2 separate regions of the Homo sapiens genome follow, and region 1 is linked to region 2. The links are chromatin contacts, found by Hi-C or POLR2A ChIA-PET in ENCODE. All regions are on one chromosome and are shown on one strand. Each heading gives the region's core, a stretch centred on a gene start or an enhancer-like site at or near the end of the contact. The rest is flanking DNA. Distances are from core to core; before and after follow the strand shown. Region 1 holds the start of RARB (retinoic acid receptor beta). Region 2 overlaps RARB (retinoic acid receptor beta).

What was found. Hi-C counts contacts between places; a loop is a spot of excess contacts on that map. ChIA-PET counts read pairs that join two places held with the same protein, here RNA polymerase II (POLR2A). Pooled maps may share reads with other maps.
Region 1: a loop to region 2 is called in a map of ascending aorta, with 2.8 times the contacts of the local background. The contact joins the promoter of RARB here to the enhancer-like site in region 2. A Hi-C loop is called at or near these places in 22 of 168 maps with a recorded cell type or tissue (Caco-2, PC-9, Right ventricle myocardium inferior and 12 more) and 21 of 50 pooled maps. POLR2A ChIA-PET finds 5 or more read pairs at or near these places in 14 of 52 experiments (A549, AG04449, BJ and 10 more).

Annotation. Positions count from the first base shown.
Region 1 is chr3:25,426,249-25,429,852 of GRCh38, reverse strand. It overlaps RARB (retinoic acid receptor beta), which reads right to left and starts at 1,590. Exons shown (of 8, transcript NM_000965.5): 1 at 965-1,590. The coding sequence starts at 1,121. RefSeq lists an enhancer at 1,692-2,529.
Region 2 is chr3:25,467,959-25,471,821 of GRCh38, reverse strand. All of the region lies in intron 2 of RARB (retinoic acid receptor beta), which reads right to left. Among named protein-coding and RNA genes, the nearest start is that of RARB, 42 kb to the right of the region's middle. Within about 2 kb of position 1,976, at least 15 of the 41 ENCODE cell types and tissues checked have a DNase peak (open chromatin) inside an H3K27ac peak, as active enhancers do; they include ascending aorta, heart left ventricle and sigmoid colon, where a contact is called at or near this core.

The DNA.
Region 1 (3,604 bases), core at 341-2,840, 42 kb after region 2:
AGCCATTTATCTAAATCACTGTCAGGGCGGCGAAGCATCCTGCAGGCTCCCACTACAGCCACCCGAAGGTGGGATTTTCTGGGACTCCTGATCATTTCTCAAGCCTGCAGCCAGGCTACTGTTGACCAGGTGCGTACCTCGGCACTGTGTCAGCATCAGATAACAAAATAGTCAATATTTTTTTTTTAAATTGGGCTACCCCACTTATATTTCCTTTCCTTTAACTGATGTCCACGTTCCGGGCTGAACTGCAAGATATGGAAATAATGGATGGCTCAGTCCAAGGGGTGTTCATTGCCAGTAGTTTTCTAGCAAAACAGCAACTTCTTAGACCAACAAAGTGACTTGGAAAGGTGGCAGCAGGGTCAATGCTAAGAAATATTGCCTTTCCTTAGCAAGGAAAACATTGGAAGCGGCAGCTTGAACTGGTGGTTTATGAACTTCGGGAGCAGCAGCCACCTTAATTAAACTAAATTCCTTTCAAGGAAAATGTCATATTTTAATTACTTTGGACTGTTGGAATACACAAGGGGTGGGGGGACCTATACAACTAGTAGCTAATCCAAAGAACAGCAAAGTTAAATTCCACTCTGCATACATTTTAGTAAAAACTGCAAAATGTGTCAAATTGCCCTACTTGAAGAATGTTTTAAAGTCTTGTGGTCACCCTCTACTCCCCACCCCCCACATTTTTATGCATATTTTAAAAACTGTTTTCAAGAGACTATAAGGTTGGTAAGGAGAGGAGCATGGGGGCGGGAGGGGTTATTTGGGAAGAAAACATCTAACAGGAAATTTTCAGCAAAGGGAATCAATATGCATGCCAGCATATCACACCCCTTCAGCATTAAATCATTAAATCCTTTGTCTTGCTACCAATGCAGTTTATTTCCAACGTCTTTATTGCATGCAAGAGAGACAATTTTTTTTTTCTTGGTAGAAGAAGGGAAAAAAATAAACCTACATTGAGCAGTGTGCCGATGCTGCCATTCGGTTTGGGTCAATCCACTGAAGCATGCTTTGAGAGCTTTCTCCTGGAGCATGCAGGAAGACGGACTCGCAGTGTAGAAATCCAGGATTTGCCCAGGACTCACTGACAGAACATCCATACAGTCAAACATGATCTCCCTTGCACTGAATGTCTGCAAAAGTGCTTATCCTCTAGGTGTGGAGGCAAATGGCATAGAAAAGTCCACCCAACTCCATCAAACTCTGCCCCTTTTTTGGCACGTAGGCTGTTGGTCTTTTTCCCAGCCCCGAATCATGAATTATGACAGACAAGCCAGCTAAAAGCCTGTAATTGATCCAAATGATCATTTACCATTTTCCAGGCTTGCTCGGCCAATCCAGCCGGGGCGGGGGGTTCCCAGAAAGATCCCAAGTTCTCCTTCCAAGTAAATGCTTGCAAAAAGCCTTCCGAATGCGTTCCGGATCCTACCCCGACGGTGCCCAGACAAACCCTGCTCGGATCGCTCGCGTTCTCGGCATCCCAGTCCTCAAACAGCTCGCATGGGGGAATTCTGGTCCCCCCTTTGGCAAAGAATAGACCCTCCTGCCTCTGAACAGCTCACTTCCTACTACTTCTGTCACACAGAATGAAAGATTGAATTGCCTAATATATGCGAGTGAACTTTCGGTGAACCCTACCCGGGCTGCTAACCTTCAAATGACCCAACTAGTCTGACATCACCAACTCCCAGGATTCTCACAGAGCTTAAAAACTCCCAGCAGCCCTGCAAAAGCAGACAGCCAGAGAGGCAGGCAGCGAGCGCACAAGCCGGCGTTTTCTTTCCTATTTCTCACCTTAAAAACAATACAAGAAGTGCTTTTAAAATGAGCAGGGGAGGAGCCGGGACGCTGCTCCTGGCTCACGTTGAGCACCAACTTCTCTCCCTTTACGCCTTTTTATTTGCGGCGGCTTAGCTTGGAAAACGGTGTTCCGCCTGCGCCCGCTCGCCTCCCGCCCACCGCCTCGCCCCCCAGCCCACACTTTAAATTCCTCTGTGCGCCTTTCTGTCTGTTAAATTCCTTATAACTTATGTATTTTTCCACTCCAGAAAAAGCACATGCAAGCCCTAAACTGTAGAACAGAGAATGGCTACCCCTTGGGAAAGGCTTGGGTTGGGAAACTTTCCATTCCACAGTCTTTTTCTCTTTCTCCCTCTTGCAAGCCCCTGGCTGAATTGACTGCACTCGTTTGCTCTGCAATCCAGCTTTCGAGATTCATTTACTTTGAAAAATCCTCTCCAGGTTCTATGCAGCATATAGAGTAGTCAGGAATTGGTTACCCCTGTCCCAAACACACAGCCACACAGAAAATGAGATTTCAGATCTGGACTTGAAAAAACAGTATAGTGGTCAAGAGCATGGGTTGGGGAATCAAACTGAACTAGATTCCAATTCCAGGTCTGCCACTTACCAGCTGTGTGTTCTGGGATAAGTATTTAACTTCTTCAGGCTTCAGTTTCCTCATCTGTAAAATGGGCATATAATACTACCCACGTCAGTGTTAACTGGGAGGACAGAAATAACACTTGTATGGTGCTGGGTAAATATCATGGAACAAATGTTAGCTGTGACTCATCCTCATACTGTTCAACTGGTGAAACAAAACCCCGGGGAGATGAGACCTACCCAAGGTCACACAGCTCAGAGCTGTGACTAGAACCCAGCTCCCTAGGATGAAAGTCCAATGTGAAAATTACTTGCCTGTTCCCACATCCTTGCACCCCAAATAGCCATGTTGGTTGCCTCTCTCATCATACACCTACACACATCCCACCACATAATTAAACGCATATTTTGTAAACTGGTTTAAGTATGACAGTTTTACATTTTGAAGGACCAGTTTTCTCTCATTCCAGCCCCTGCCCAATCCTTTTATTAAAATACAGTAATTTTAAGGGAAAATGATTTTTTAGATCTCTCACACTGACCCAACCTACAGGAAGAAGAGTCTTTCCAGCCAGTCCTAAAACACTAAGAAGGATAGATGCAGTATTTACAAATAAACCCAGCCGGATGGAGAGCTTTAAAAGGGAGAGCCAATCTACCCTGCAGCCATTTTGCACAACTTGTTTAAAGGATGCAACATACATCAAATAAAGGAAACTCTGGAGAGGAATTAAAACACCCTTTTTTCTCCACTGCCTCTGTAGCATTTACTTGTAATTCTCCCACAAAACAGGGCAGGCAAGTGGTTAGGCAGGGAGGGAGAGTCTCCTTGCCCAATGCAGGGAAGAGCACTGCTCCAGTCTCCTTTTTGTGGATAGTGTTGGAATGTGCATTGGCATCCGGGCCTTTTAAAAGCCTGTCAGGGGGCACCCCACCCCATGCTGAAACACTGCCCTGTCTAGTGGAGTTGCTAAGTGGCACTTGTGGTGTAACATGAAAAGTATGCATCGCACACACTTACCAAGTCAAAGATCCTTTTATGAAGGTACATTAAAACAATTTTCAGCCCAGCAAGCTCAGTTCTTGCTATTGAAAAGTTCAGGGCAATAAAGGGGTGAGATTTTTGCTGAATCTGTGTTTGTTATTTTTGCGCCTCTCTTCTCTCTTTTATATGGCCATCATTTTGTAACAGAGACTTATTGTAAGAAAC
Region 2 (3,863 bases), core at 727-3,226:
AAGGTGGAGAAACAAAGAGGATAATTGCAATAATAGCAGACCTTTAGTTTGTTATAACAAAAACAGCAAATGAAAGTGTTCTAGATATTTTCAAACAACAAGCAAAGTAAGCATCTACACAAGCATTCCTGAACGTTTAACCATTAAAAAATTTATAAGCCTCTTAAAACCACCAAATTAAATAAACTATTTTTACCACGCCAACTCAAGGAAAAAAAAAAAACACGCAGAGTTGCGGGCTAATTCAGAATTCACTCCCCCCGCCCCCAACTTCCTGTTTATCCATACACCAGAAGGAAAAAAAAAAAAAGACAGATTTTTCTGCTTTTTCAATCCAAAATCAGTTCTCAATTTGTTAGAAGAAGAAAAGTGTTTTCTCCTTCCGTAGGAATTATTACTAGGAAAAGGTAGATTGTCATTTCAGCTGTCTTGAGGTTCCTCGATATGGAGGTAGATTCTCTAAGCTGAGATTTTTCTTAAAGCACTAACAGCCCTCAGTACTCTTCCACGTCAGTATATCATTCCAGGCACTAGTTCTTAAGAGTTTGCCTAAAGATAGTATCAGAGAGGACATACGTTTTGCAATGAAGGTTAACTGAGGTAGAAGGCAGAAATTACTAAGAAATGAGCTAGACTTTGGTCACCAAAGACCTTGTCCTGTTTATATATAATTCCATGAATGTTTACATGAATGTATCATCCCAAGCCCTATGTAATTAGATGCAATTCATTATATAATTAGATAAAATGTATGAAAGTAATATACTATTTGCATTATTATACAATTATATCTTATTATGCGTTATTTATAACTACACTAATTACTGTATAATTAGATATAACTTATGATAAAAGCATATATACATTAACGTCCTACTATGTGCCGCCTCCCTAGCACTATGCAAAGCCCTAGTAATAAGGCTGTGACAAGAGAGACCTGCCCAGCCCTCCTGGAGTTTATAGCTGACATTAAACTAATGACTTGGTAATAATGACTTGGTAATAATGACTTAATTTCAATTGTGTTAAGTGCTACAAAGGCGAACAACAGCAAATGTAAAAGAGGGGGACCTAACCTGGGGGTTCCAAAGGAAGGCTTCTCTGAGGAAATGGTATTTATTGAGTCCTTTTGAGTGTCTTTAATATCCTATGGATCCCTAGTTGTTTATATAGGGTTATGCAAAATAAATGTTAACAGAATGGATAGATTTCCATTTTTCCATGTAACTCTATATAGGCAATTTTATTCTGAGTCCTCTTGCCTTCCAGCCCCATCTTCAACTTTTGCCTGGAACACTCCTCTCCCCTTCCTCATCTGGAAAATGCTTACACATCTATAAAATCACATCTTCTATAAAAGCCTTCCATGAATGTGTCAGAGGGATCCGAGACTCCTTCTCTGTGCCCATCAAACCCTTAGCTACAATTGTCACAGCACATGCCACACTGTTTCCTTGCTCATTCATTCATCCATCCAATGAATATTTACCATTTACCTGTAATCGAGGAGCTTAGCTTTAAAATTGCATTTTAAAACTTTTTTTTTCTTTTCTTGCTCTCAGCATTAAAACGTACTTAAAAACTTTTTGTTTTCCTCCCTTCCTACCAGACACTCTCTTGAACTACTAGCTTATCTAATTAGGCACTTACTTAGAAGTTCCAGGAGCTAATTTTTAAACAAACCAGGTATGGAGACCCAGCTGTGAAATTGCAGAGATTACCTCAAAAGGGTTAGTCTACAACCCGGGCATTGCTGAAATGATGGCACGCTGTGCTTCAGGTGGACCGTGACTCAACACGGCCTCCGGAACTGAACACGCAGACCTTGCACCCAGCACCACTCCCACATGCTCCCACCCCTCCTCCACGTTCCCCTTTTTAAGCCCCTCTCCACAGCCTAAAGTTTGGAATGGTCTTTCAAAGACTTGAGCCTGGTCATTCCCCAAAAGCCAGAATTTAAATCCTTTTACCACACCTAGCTTCTCATGTTTTCTGCCTCCAAGCAGCCAGCAGCTGGGCTTGAGCCAGTTACATCCCTATTATTGGACAGGCCTGGTTCTCTGTATTTTTTAGGCAATGGGATTCAGCATTGGAAAAAATATACACAAAACTTTCATTTCTATATCCTGGAGCTGTCTCATGGAAGGCACTTAATAAATGTCTGATGAATGAATGAGGAAACATGTAAATCCTCCATGGTTGGCAGATTATAGCAACAGGGAACAGAGGGACGCTTTTTGGGTCTATGAGGGAAACTACTCTGTGTGATCCAATATAGTAATGAAGTTTATGGCAGGTTTCATAATTCATTCAGCTATCACAGAGTGGTACACAGAGTGTCCTGTTTTTGTTATTGTTTTGGATATGTTATTTTGTTCTTTGGGATCAATACTGCAGCAAACCCCTAAAACAGAAGCAACTATCAGAGTGAGGAAAGCTAAAAATATTCTCCAAAGACAGCATCATGTTCATGTTTATCCACTCCAATTAAAAACAACAATGTGGTTTTAAATGGCCTTGGTCAAATAAAATCATTAAGCTCATTTAAAGTATTTAATAGAAGTTCTAAAATTAAGTGCAGACATCCATCTTCCTGATTGCAAAACTTTTTGTGACTGAACATTCTGCTTGCTGTCTGCCAGGAAAACCCAGCCCAGCAGCCGAACGCTGTCATGGAGATGAGGGCCTCCCTCTCTTCAGAGGCTAGCAAAACAAAGGCAGATGAGAAAAATGGACAAAATTAGCCCTGAGGGACTGAGGGGGCTAGTGGAGTTTAAACTCTTAAAAGACTGCTTTAAATAGAAGGCTACCAATGTGACCTTCAGCAAGCATTTCCTCTGCGCCCTTGTGGAGAAGACACGCCATCACGGCTGTGCCAGGCCTCGCCCTGGGGCCTTCTGCAGGACAGGCTGGATTGTGGCCCCCAAAGGTTGGCTTAGGGATAGGAAGTTTCCACCCATCAAAGGCAAAATGTAGAGAGCAAGGACAAAGCTGCATCTGGGAACATGCCCATGTGTGGGTTCTGCCTGCTAACTGTCCCTTCTTGGGAAAGACTGACTGCCTTGTAAGCGCTTCCTTTTTTAATTTTTTGTCGCAGAGATGTCATTTCTTTTATGAAATGATCAAGACAATATGTTTTTTAAAAATATGCCCCTATCTGTTAGTTTTAAATTTGGTGGCCTATGAAACCCCCACTCTAGACCATAACACACCACTGCTTCAGACCTTCTGTCTAAGTGTGGCTGAAGCAGTGGGGTGTTTTTTTTAACAGGAAAAGGATTTGAATCCCAGCTCTAGCAAAGGCTAGCTGTGTGTCCTTGGCCACGTTCCTTAACTACTCGGACCCTCTGTTACCTCATCTATAAAATGTGGGTCACGGAGCCTACCTTGCAGAGCTGTTGTGAGAAATAAAAGCGCTATGGGTTAAAAAAAAAAAAAAAAAAAAAAAAGCCCAAATGCCTAGTGTACAGAAGGCACCCAACAAGGGTAGTTTTCTTCTTCCCTCTACTCCACACTTGGACGTACAAACACTGGAGACCTCTTACTCCACGTAAGCCAGCCCTAACAAGAAATCAGTGCCATTATTAGGTTCACTGCTTTTATGTCTGTATTTGACATGGTACTGGGTTCAAACTTGTGGATTTGCTTTCATTTTACAGATAGGCTAAGGCCCAGAGAAGTCAATGGACATAGCCAGAAGAAGTAGAAATGCTCCGAGAATCCAAGTGTTTGGTTTCTGACCTAAAATGCTTTCTCTCTATGACTCACACCGCTGGTTCCTCCTCAGCCATGAGATCCCACCTGACCCCCATCACATCAGGCCCCCTTGACCCCTGTGAAATAGAATACCCCTAAATTATTCT